2 separate regions of the Homo sapiens genome follow, and region 2 is linked to region 1. A link is a loop called in an ENCODE intact Hi-C map of the cell type or tissue named here. Cell type or tissue: Calu3. All regions are shown on one strand.

Region 1 (5,000 bases):
ATTAGCAGAAATACTGCAGCCTAAGTAGGCGATGGCTTCAATTAGCATGCTGTTGTGACTTTCTCTAGCAAATGTTCCATAGCTTTGGATTGGGAAATTCAACTTTTGAAATGCTCTATAATCTAACCCGCCTTTAAATCCTTCTCTGGGACTTCAGTATAATCGAGGTTGCTGGAATGGCACAAAGCCAGTAAGATCGGCTTGTGCTTGAATCCTATGGATCTCCTTATGTGCCCCTGGATTAATTAGATTGAATCTAAAATGATGGACAAATGCCACTGGGGAAAGAATGACGGGGCACGTCAATGAATAACTACTAATAAAGTGCAGAGAGACCCAGCGCTGTGACTCACAACTGTAATCCCTATACTTTGGGAGGTGGAGGCTGGAGGATGGCTTGAAGCCAGGCATTTGAGGCTACAGTGAGCCATGATTGGGCCACTGCCCTCCAGCCTGGGGAACAGAGCGAGATTCCGTCTGTATAAAAATAAAACACAAATAAATAAAAATAAAGGATCAGGGATATGTTCTCTTTAAATGAAGTACGGAGGAAAGTTGATGGATATTTTGCCTGAGTATATGATACAGAGAAAATATCACTCCATAAAGAAACATTTAAAATAAACTGAATAGCCAGATAGTATTGTCCACTCGAATGAGAAATTGTTATTACAAAATGCCATAGATTCAGATATTTTAGCATCCTTATCCTTTATTCTTTGATATACACACAAATAAGTCACCTTCTAAAGGGTATACAGAATGGCACCTTATAACTTCCTATGAAGATAAAGCTATCAGCCCAGTGGAAGTATTCCAAAATTAGATGCATCTTACAATTAATGGTGTCTTAGATTTGATGAAATAAGGTGTTTCTCCCTGGCTCCAAGTGTAGACTTAGGCGGTGCAGTTGTACACCTAGTGCAGCACCAGGGATTCCAGAAAACCAGATGTAGTTTATTGAAGATGACCCCAGAAACAGAATACATTCTTATGGAATAGAGAATAACATCCACTAATGAATTCTATATTTCAGTGTGGCAATATACTGTTAAGTTATTTTACGTTTGACACCTTTGAGCGAATGTGAGTGGTATTCCCAGTGGGGCACCCTTTCCTCTTGGGAGTGGGGGAAGGGCACTGCAGGGGGAGCTCTTTTTTCACTAACAATGGCGCTCTTGTTGATGGCACCAAATGCTGCAGCAGTTTTAATACCTTAGTTAAAATCTGGTAGTTGTTTTTTCCTTTTGATACAAGAAGAAACTCCTGCTAGAGCTAATGTGAGTCATATACCATAAACATTCAGTGCTCAAATCCCTGTGGGCTTTGAATGCCAAATAACACTGTATACTTACATTTTTAAAAACTGCATCGTAGAATGCTAGAAAACACATGTTAAGCTCTCTAGTATTAAGGAACACTGTGGTATTTTTTTAAAAAAATACGTACTATAAAGTAAACCATTCATAAATTCCAGTGTAATGCCAGTTATGTTAAAATCTTGACTAAGTCATTTAATTCTCATGCATAATCCTGTTTCATTGTTTTAACCCAATAATCAAAAAAGAAAAAAAAAGATTGAGGGAAAATATATTCGAAAGTACGTGCATACACACAAATATTCACATGTGTTTACATAACCACCTACTTAACAGACCTGGCCTCATTAAAAACACTGAGATTTCCAGTAAATCAAAATTGTCTCCAAAATATGTAAGGTTACATGAGACTCATGAAGATGTTAATGTGTATTTCAATCATCCATTAATTCAGAAAAACAATAATTTTGTACCTAAATTCTCAGTTGGCATACCATAATCTCTAGAATAATAAAGTTTCAATTCAATTATAATTAGCAGGTTGCAGATAATTCATTCTAAATGAAAATAACATTAACACTGGGCAACTTGACAGTAAAAATCAGAAGAATATATTTATGGTAATTTTCTTTGGTTAATATATGCAAATTTTGAGAGAAATTCTTTTCTCCCTCTTCAAGCATTAAAGCAAGAGGAGCCTTTTTAGTAGAATCCATTACAAAAAAATAAAATTCATAAAATAAAGCAAGGCCAAAGGGAGGAAGCATTTTACATACCTTACTGTTTGCAAAATCACACAACATCAGCAATAAGTTCAGTATATGTCTATATACTTTGGGAAGTAGTTTTTGCATTGCTCAGCACCCTGTATTGCTCTGTTTCTACAGAGAACACTCTAAGAGAACTTTACTGAGCTAAAATTATTGTGAAACACAAAGCTTATGTATATTCTTCATTGTTTCTGACACCCTAAAAATGAATACTGCCAAAAACGTACTAAGTTCTAAGGACAGATTGGAGCAAACAATCGTTAGCATGCTTCGGACTCAACTCTTAGAAAAACTCTTTGATCACACTGCCCCACTCCGGTCAAAGACAGAAAATTGGGTTAGCCCTTGAAAAGAGTGTTAGTAACATCACATACAAATTCATGTAAAATGCATTTCATTAAAAGACAGTGTTTTCCAAGAGGGCAAAGTATTCAAATATTTTATAATTTACTTTAAAATTTCAAGTAAATGTATCTTTTGCCCCTTAAATTAACAATGTACAAGGAAATGCTATTATTAATACTATTTCCATAAAAATATCTATTACAATTCTTGCAAAAATATAACAAAATATTACATTGATATATAATGCCATTTGCTATATACAAACGTAAATTTTAAAAGACCGGATTATTAAGGTGAACTAACACGAATAGTTTATATTCATATAATATTCATATTTACATTAGTTCAGTGTTTCACATGTGAATGGGAATATAAACTATTCATATTAGTTCAGATGGAAAAATTCAGCATGTGCTGTGAATAAGAAACACAGCACTGTAATTTTTGTAATTATTTTGTTTAAGATAAAAACAGAATATGGTTAAAGTTGCTGAACCTTAGTTGCCAAAACAGCCACAGTGATGTTGAAAAGCAAGTCTAAGAAATTTATAAATTCCTAGCCATAGTAATTGTTTACTCCGAAGTCATTTGTCTGGACATAGTGTTTGAAAATAGTAAAAATAGTAACAAAGTTAACATATTGACCATTTATTGTGTCAGACACTGGTCTAAGCTCTTTACAAGTAATAATTCATTCATACTCATAACAAACTATAATTTAGGCTCTGTTATTATCTCCATATCACAGATAAGTAGGGAAATAGAAAGAATTAGTAACTTGTTCAAGGTCACATGGCATAAGTAAATGGTAGTTTTGGATTCAAATCTAGGCAGTCTGACACCAGCACCATGCCTCTTCCACTATGCTATATATACAGAGGAAATAAAGAACCATTTATCTTCTTCTTCTTCTCAATGTATCTAACTATTATACTCTGAAAGAAATGTGATGCTTTGTCCATACTTCGATTATCAAGATCAAATCAATAAAGTGTATGTTAATAAGGTGTGTATCACCCTAATATAAATAATAATAAAGTTAATACAAGCAAATCTTATGTGATATATCTGTATCTTTACAGGTGTATGTGTTTCTGTGTGGATGCAAATGAAAGAAGTATTACAAATTTGAGATAACTAGCAACTGTTCATTTTTTCTGAGCCATAACTATTATAAATTACGTCAATTATAATCTTCAATTTCTTTTAAGCATTAAATACCCAGTTTCTGTATTTCTAAATTACCTGAATCTCTGTCCAGAGCTTCAACCCTGGTAACAAACTCCCCTGGATTTTGGTTTTCTTTCACTGAGGCTTCATACAGGTGCTGCTTAAATACTGGAGCTTCATCATTTACATCAAGAACAGTAACTGTCAAAGTCTGGGATGAAGAAAGTGCTGGTGTGCCATCATCCAGTGCCAGAACAGTCAGAATATGCTGAGTTTTCATTTCATAATCCAAAGGACAGGTTGTGGTTAGTAAGCCTGTTTTGAAAATGGAAGAAAAGCAACATGTAATGAATATTCTTTAGAGAAGTCATGCTTACTCCACTTATATCTAACTTGTCTACCTAATAAAAATTCAGAAGTCTTAACTGCTAAAATATGAACTGCATTAAATCATCTTTAAATGTATACACTATCTACAATTAAAAGCAAACATTTTTAGTCAGAAAAGTCATCTCAATTTAAATTATATCAAACAAAACAATTCAAGAATAATCAATGTTATGCAATTATCTACTGAGAGGATTACATTAAAATTCTCTAGCCAACATCTACCTCCCTTTTAAAAAATATCTAGGATACTAACAATATATATCATCTTCATGTCACATAACACCTCATGTATAAAAGCGACCAAGTTACAAAAATGTGGGTATGGCTATATTCTTTAAGACGGTTGATTTTTGTTAAAGAATTATGCTCTCTTAATATTTATTCTCAGTTAACTGGATTTTTTTTAACAATAAAGAGCAGGCCAGGTGTAGTGGCTCAGGCTGGGTGTGGCGGCTTACACTTGTAATCCCAGCACTTTGGGAGGCCAAGGCAGGAGGATCACTTGAGGTTAGGTGTTCAAGACCAGCCTGGCCAACATGGTGAAACTCCATCTCCTCTAAAAACACAAAAAACTAGCCAGGCATGGTGGCGGGTGCCTGTAATCTCAGCTGCTCGGGAGGCTGAGGCAGGAGAATCACTGGAACCTGGGAGGCGGAAGCTGTAGTGAGCTGAGATCGTGCCACTGCACTCTAGCCTGGGCAACAGAGCAAGACTCCATCTCAATAAAAAAGAAAAAAAAGCAAAGATGTTATAACTCAGACAATACACTTCACAAGTAAAATGTGTCTCTATCCCACTGCCATTTAAGCATATAAACCACATAAGTCAGATGTAATACATACTGGCACACAGATAGCCATTATATGATTCCAATTATCACATTTTTCTTTTAGGATTGCTGTTTGCTTCTCCCTTTTATAAGAATTTTTCTTGAAATAATGAAAGAAGTTTACGGAATTCTATTTTATAAAATAATTTTTCAATAATTACTCATCACTTTATATTT
Region 2 (5,000 bases), 59 kb before region 1:
AAAATCAGAAAATGCTTAGTTCTTAGAACATGGCAGACCTTTAATAATTCCTGAATTTGTAATCACTCAATTAGATTGAGATTTATCTGCAGTCATCCGTGGAAGAGGAGAAAAGTTTCATGCTTAAACAATTACTATAGAAACAATGTAGCAGGGAATAGGTTTTAATATATCTAAACAATAAGTACCAATAGCTATTATGCTAAAATATTATTTTAAAATTTATAATAGTTAATACAGGATAAAGTCTTAAACTTTTAAAATACTTTTGAAGTATATTAAACAAAAAACTAAACATTTAAATTTTTAGCATTGGGAGGTTTTCCAGAGGGTAATTAATCCAATATAGCCAGTAAGATATTCCAGTTTAATCAGCTCTCATTGCTCAACCACATGCACATATTATAATTTTTTCATAAAACATAAAAGTAGTCTGGTGTAGAAGCATACTGACACTCACTGTCTTTGGTATACTGTACCTGTGTTTTCCTTAAACAGGATGTCTGCTCTGCAGCTCTACAGTGGAAAGACTGTGACTTAGAAGCAGAATACTTAAGTGCAAGTTCACTTTTGAACCTCAAATTATCCTATGACCCTGAGCAAGCCACTGTATTTCTGTTGCCTTATCAGCAAATAAGAAAATGCCCACCTTAACATCCTCAGGAGGTGCTTGCGAGGATTAAATAGAATACAGTATGAGCAAGGCCTTTTGGAAAAACCGAAAAACACAACATCTATCTAAAGCATACTAAAATGTTCAGTAAAAGAGCTAAGCCTCTCTTGGACCACAGGCTGCCTGACTGCTTCTCCAGAGACAAATAAGGTGAACGGTTTCTTATATTTTCTTCCAGAAGCATTCTCAATATGCGGGTGTGCTTTTACTCAAACAGGCATGCTGGATAAGCATGGTAGTGGGTCTCGTTACTGCCTTCACTTAGTCACATATCCTAGAGCTCCATCCTCATCGGCACATAGAGTTATGCCTCTTTCTTTTGTAAAATCAGCTTCATGGTATTTCATAGTATTCTATTCCAGGGTTTTGCTAATTCTTTAAGCAGTCCCCACTCATGGATATTTTAGAATTCTTAACAGTGTTTTGCTGGCTGGGCGCAGTGGCTCAAGCCTGTAATCCCAGCACTTTGGGAGGCCAAGGCAGGTGGATCACTAGAGGTCAGGAGATTGAGACCAGCCTGGCCAATATGGTGGAACCCCATCTCTACTAAAAATACAAAAATTAACCACGCATGGTGGCAGGTGGCTGTAAACCCAGCCACTTGGAAGGCTGAGGCAGGAGAATTGCTTGAATCCAGGAGACAGAAGCTGCAGTGAACTGAGATTGTGCCACTACACTCCAGTCTGGGCGACAGAATAAGACTCTGTCTCAGAAAAGGAAAAAAAAAAGGCTTTTGCTTCCACAAATTGTGATCCCATCACTATCTCTCTGTATAAGTCTAGTCTTTGGTAGCACTGATTTTTTTAAACACCAAGAAAACTTAAACACTATTATTATTTCCTTTGTTGAATTCTGTATAAGGCTGGCATATCTTAGACTCTAGGCACAAAGTTTTAATGTTAAATGTATGCGTTTAATAAGATCATTTCTATTAGAACACAGAACTGCAACAGGACCTTCAAGACAGCGTTGTACTTTCATATGCAAGAATAAAGAATCAAAAAGCAAGGTATCCCTCAGTCGTCACGTTTTAAAAAAACAATAACAACAAACACCTGCAGAGGGCTCTCTAGTTCATTAGACATCTCACAAACATTATCTTTTTAGTGTCCCCCATTTAGTGCTTAATAGCATCACAAATTCATAAAATCTTAGAACTAGAAGGGACCTTAAAGTTTTGCTATTTTAATCACTTTTTTCCAAATACAAATAATGGCTGAGACTATTTTCAATATCAAAAAGAGTAGATCAAAGAGAATATCAACAAGTTGGATCAAAGGGATAACACATTTTACAATAAGCTTACGTAACAGGAAGTTATGAACAAAACAGCAATGTTGTCAGTAAGCAGGCAGAATAAATGGAGCCAATGGATCTGAACCCTGGACCAACCTGTAGGAGCTGGTGAGCTCGTAATCTAGAATCGCTTTTGTTGTTATCACACCACTCAGTGCATCAATCTGGAATGCTTCTTCTTGGTTGCCAGACAGAATAGAATACTCAATCAGGCCGTTCAAACCACTGTCCAAGTCGGTAGCAAAAACCTGTGAGGAACCGACTGTTTCATTAGATAAGATTTATTCTGCAATATGGGTTCAGTCTGTTTTTCAGAGACATGCATTAAGAAAGAATCACAGCTTGTCAAACATATTTTAAAAACAACGATGAAATGAAATACCAACAGACAACTGAAGCTTACATTTAACTTTATGATAAACTGAGTGATGGGGGAAATTCTTCATCCAAAGAATTTTCAAATAGCTCTCAGTAGACATGGTACATGTTTTTGAGGTATAATTTTGTGCAATGAGAAGAAATATTTTTAAAAACATCTAAGTTGCTTGAATAGGAGAGTTCCAATAGTGTATATGAATTCATGCTAGCACAAGTAAAGGGAAAAAATGTTATGGGAAATCTCCACATAGTGATAATTTTTTTTTCATTTGCTCTGTTTTTCTGCTTAAAGAATTACCTATAAAATTGGCTAGGTGTGAATTTTTTTATATTGTATTTAAAGTTTTATTTTATTTTATTTTTGAGATAGAGTCTGGCACTGTCACCCAGGGTGGAGTGCAGTGATGTGATTCATGGTTCACTGCAGCCTCAGCCTGCTGGGCTTAAGTGATCCTCCCACTTTAGCCTCCCAAGTAGCATGCGCCACCATGCCCAGCTAATTTTTGTATTTTTTTGTAGAGATGGGGTTTTCCCATTTTGCCCAGGCTGGTCTTGAACTCCTGGGCTCAAGCGATCCACCTGCATCAGCCTCCCAAAGTGCTGGGATAACAGGTGTGAGCCACTGTGGCTGGCCCTAAAGTTTCATTTTAAAGGGATCATTAAACAAGTGAAACAAAACCTAGATTTAGTGCTAAGAAGTGTAGATCCTAATCATGTATTTGATGAGTTATCAAAGTTGTGTTGAGGATAAAACAGAAGTTTTACATCATTCTCCATCATTTTGCAATAAACTTTAATCACTAAACCAATTATGTTAGTGGATTTGGTATCTTGATTAAGAACAAGTTGACAAATTAATTAATTACTTTTTACTTGTTTATATCTTCTATGCCCCTGAGCCTTAGTCTTAGCTCCTGTCCCCTGTCATCTCTCTCCTGGGCTACTATACTGATGAATGTCCTAGTGGGTTTTCATTCTAATTTCCTACCATCTCAATTTATCCTTCACTTTGCTGCCAGAGTTCTCAGGGGACCCTGAGTGACCCAGGTGCAGTATCCAGGAGCTCATCAGACAGGGGACAGCTCTTGGGACCGAAAGGCTGCAATATGCAGTTTCCTTTGGGATCACCAAGAAAAGAAACCAGTCTGCATCAAAGTCCACTATATCCCTTGGAGCCATACATTTAAAAGTGCTACAGAAGCACTTTGGGAGGCCAAGGCGGGTGGATTACGAGGTTAAGAGATCAAGACCATCCTGGCCAACATGGTGAAACCCCATCTCCACTAAAAATACAAAAATTAGCTGGGCGTGGTGGCATACGCCCATAGTCCCAGCTACTCAGGAGGCTGAGGCAGGAGAATTGCTTGTACCTGGGAGGCGGAGGTTGCAGTGAGCCGAGATCACGCCCCCACACTCCAGCCTGGCGACAGAGCGAGACTTCGTCTCAAAAAAAAAAGTGCTACAGAGAGTATCTCTGGGTGGTCTATCAGCTATGGTTCTAGGGTACCGGCACATCTTAACTAGTGCTAACCCAACCGGGGAGAGATGTATCAGAAAGACAGTGCCCAGTGAATACAAGAGCCTGAGTGGCTCTAGGGAATGTAAAGCACAGCTTCTTTGAGTTGTTGTCATCAAGATGAATTGGCTGTAATTTGTCTCTGTCTTGGTGTCCCTTCACCGAAGATTCAAATTTCAGGGAGAGAAAGTCTGTGTGACTGAGAGAAGCAAGGCAGTTCACCACACCTTTGGCGGGATGGGAGTGGGAGGCAGGTCAATATCTTGATGACAACACCCCCAGGACTGCATCAACAGAGGGTCAGACCCTCAAAGGAGTTTGTGGGGCTGTAACCAAAGGAGGGCATTGAGCAATGTGGGGTCAAAAACCAGGAAGCAACCACCACAATTGGTATGAGCTCCAGAGCCTCCTTCATTTCTAATTTTCTGAACAGGACACAGCAGAATGGTAGTGCTAGCTTCCTGGGAACTCAATGATTGGAAAATGGAAAGAACAAAGTTCATTCTATCTGTCCCTGACTCAGCCTTCTACAAGTCTGCCATAATTTGAAGGGCTGGTGGGTCAGGCTCTCTCTCATTCAGTGCACCTGGGCTTTATATGGGTCTTTGCCTTCACTTATTTCACACTGAGCAATTTAGCTCCATCCCAGTTAGCATTTGGGACAGAGAAGTGAAACGATGCAGGGCCCCAGTGTGGGGATCCTCTTGTGACAAGGTGGCAATGGAGGCATCTGCCATCCCCACTGATCAGCCTCACTGGGCAGGGATGATAAAGACTGGAAAAGTGAATGTTCTTTCTTCTGAAACATCTCAGTCATGGCTGAAACCAGGGTAAAGACACAGCACATCTGGAACAGGCTGGTGACTAGAGCAATCAGGCTGCTATAAAACAAAATACACCTGCAGTCATAGCCTAGGGGATCCCAGATATCCTGGACGGGGTGTAGGGGCACAGAGCTAAAACTCCAAGGCAGCTGAGACTCTATTGGTCTTGTTTTCACCAACAGCATGGATATGTGCTTCAGAAACTGGAATTGCAGTAAAAGAAAGGCTTTTTTTTTTTTTTTTTTTTTTTTTGTGAGATTGAGTTTTGCTCTTATTGCCCAGGCTGGAGTGCAATGGCATGATCTCAGCTCAC

The links. Hi-C counts contacts between places; a loop is a spot of excess contacts. Peaks named below come from ENCODE experiments on the same cell type or tissue, not always from the same donor. Only the 100,000 strongest peaks of a DNase experiment are listed, where the experiment ranks them.
Region 2: it touches region 1 in a loop (12-fold over the local background); 1 of 110 quality-filtered maps calls a loop at or near these places.

The regions. Positions count from the first base shown.
Region 1 is chr4:154,312,069-154,317,068 of GRCh38, forward strand. DCHS2 (dachsous cadherin-related 2) reads right to left here. Exons shown (of 20, transcript NM_001358235.2): 10 at 3,680-3,919. Among named protein-coding and RNA genes, the nearest start is that of DCHS2, 180 kb to the right of the region's middle. In Calu3, no CTCF peak of the experiment used is centred here; DNase peaks (open chromatin) are centred at 363 and 2,403.
Region 2 is chr4:154,253,454-154,258,453 of GRCh38, forward strand. DCHS2 (dachsous cadherin-related 2) reads right to left here. Exons shown (of 20, transcript NM_001358235.2): 16 at 2,066-2,217. The region is part of intron 12 of LOC101927947 (a long non-coding RNA gene); the gene reads left to right. Among named protein-coding and RNA genes, the nearest start is that of DCHS2, 240 kb to the right of the region's middle. In Calu3, no CTCF peak of the experiment used is centred here; no DNase peak of the experiment used is centred here.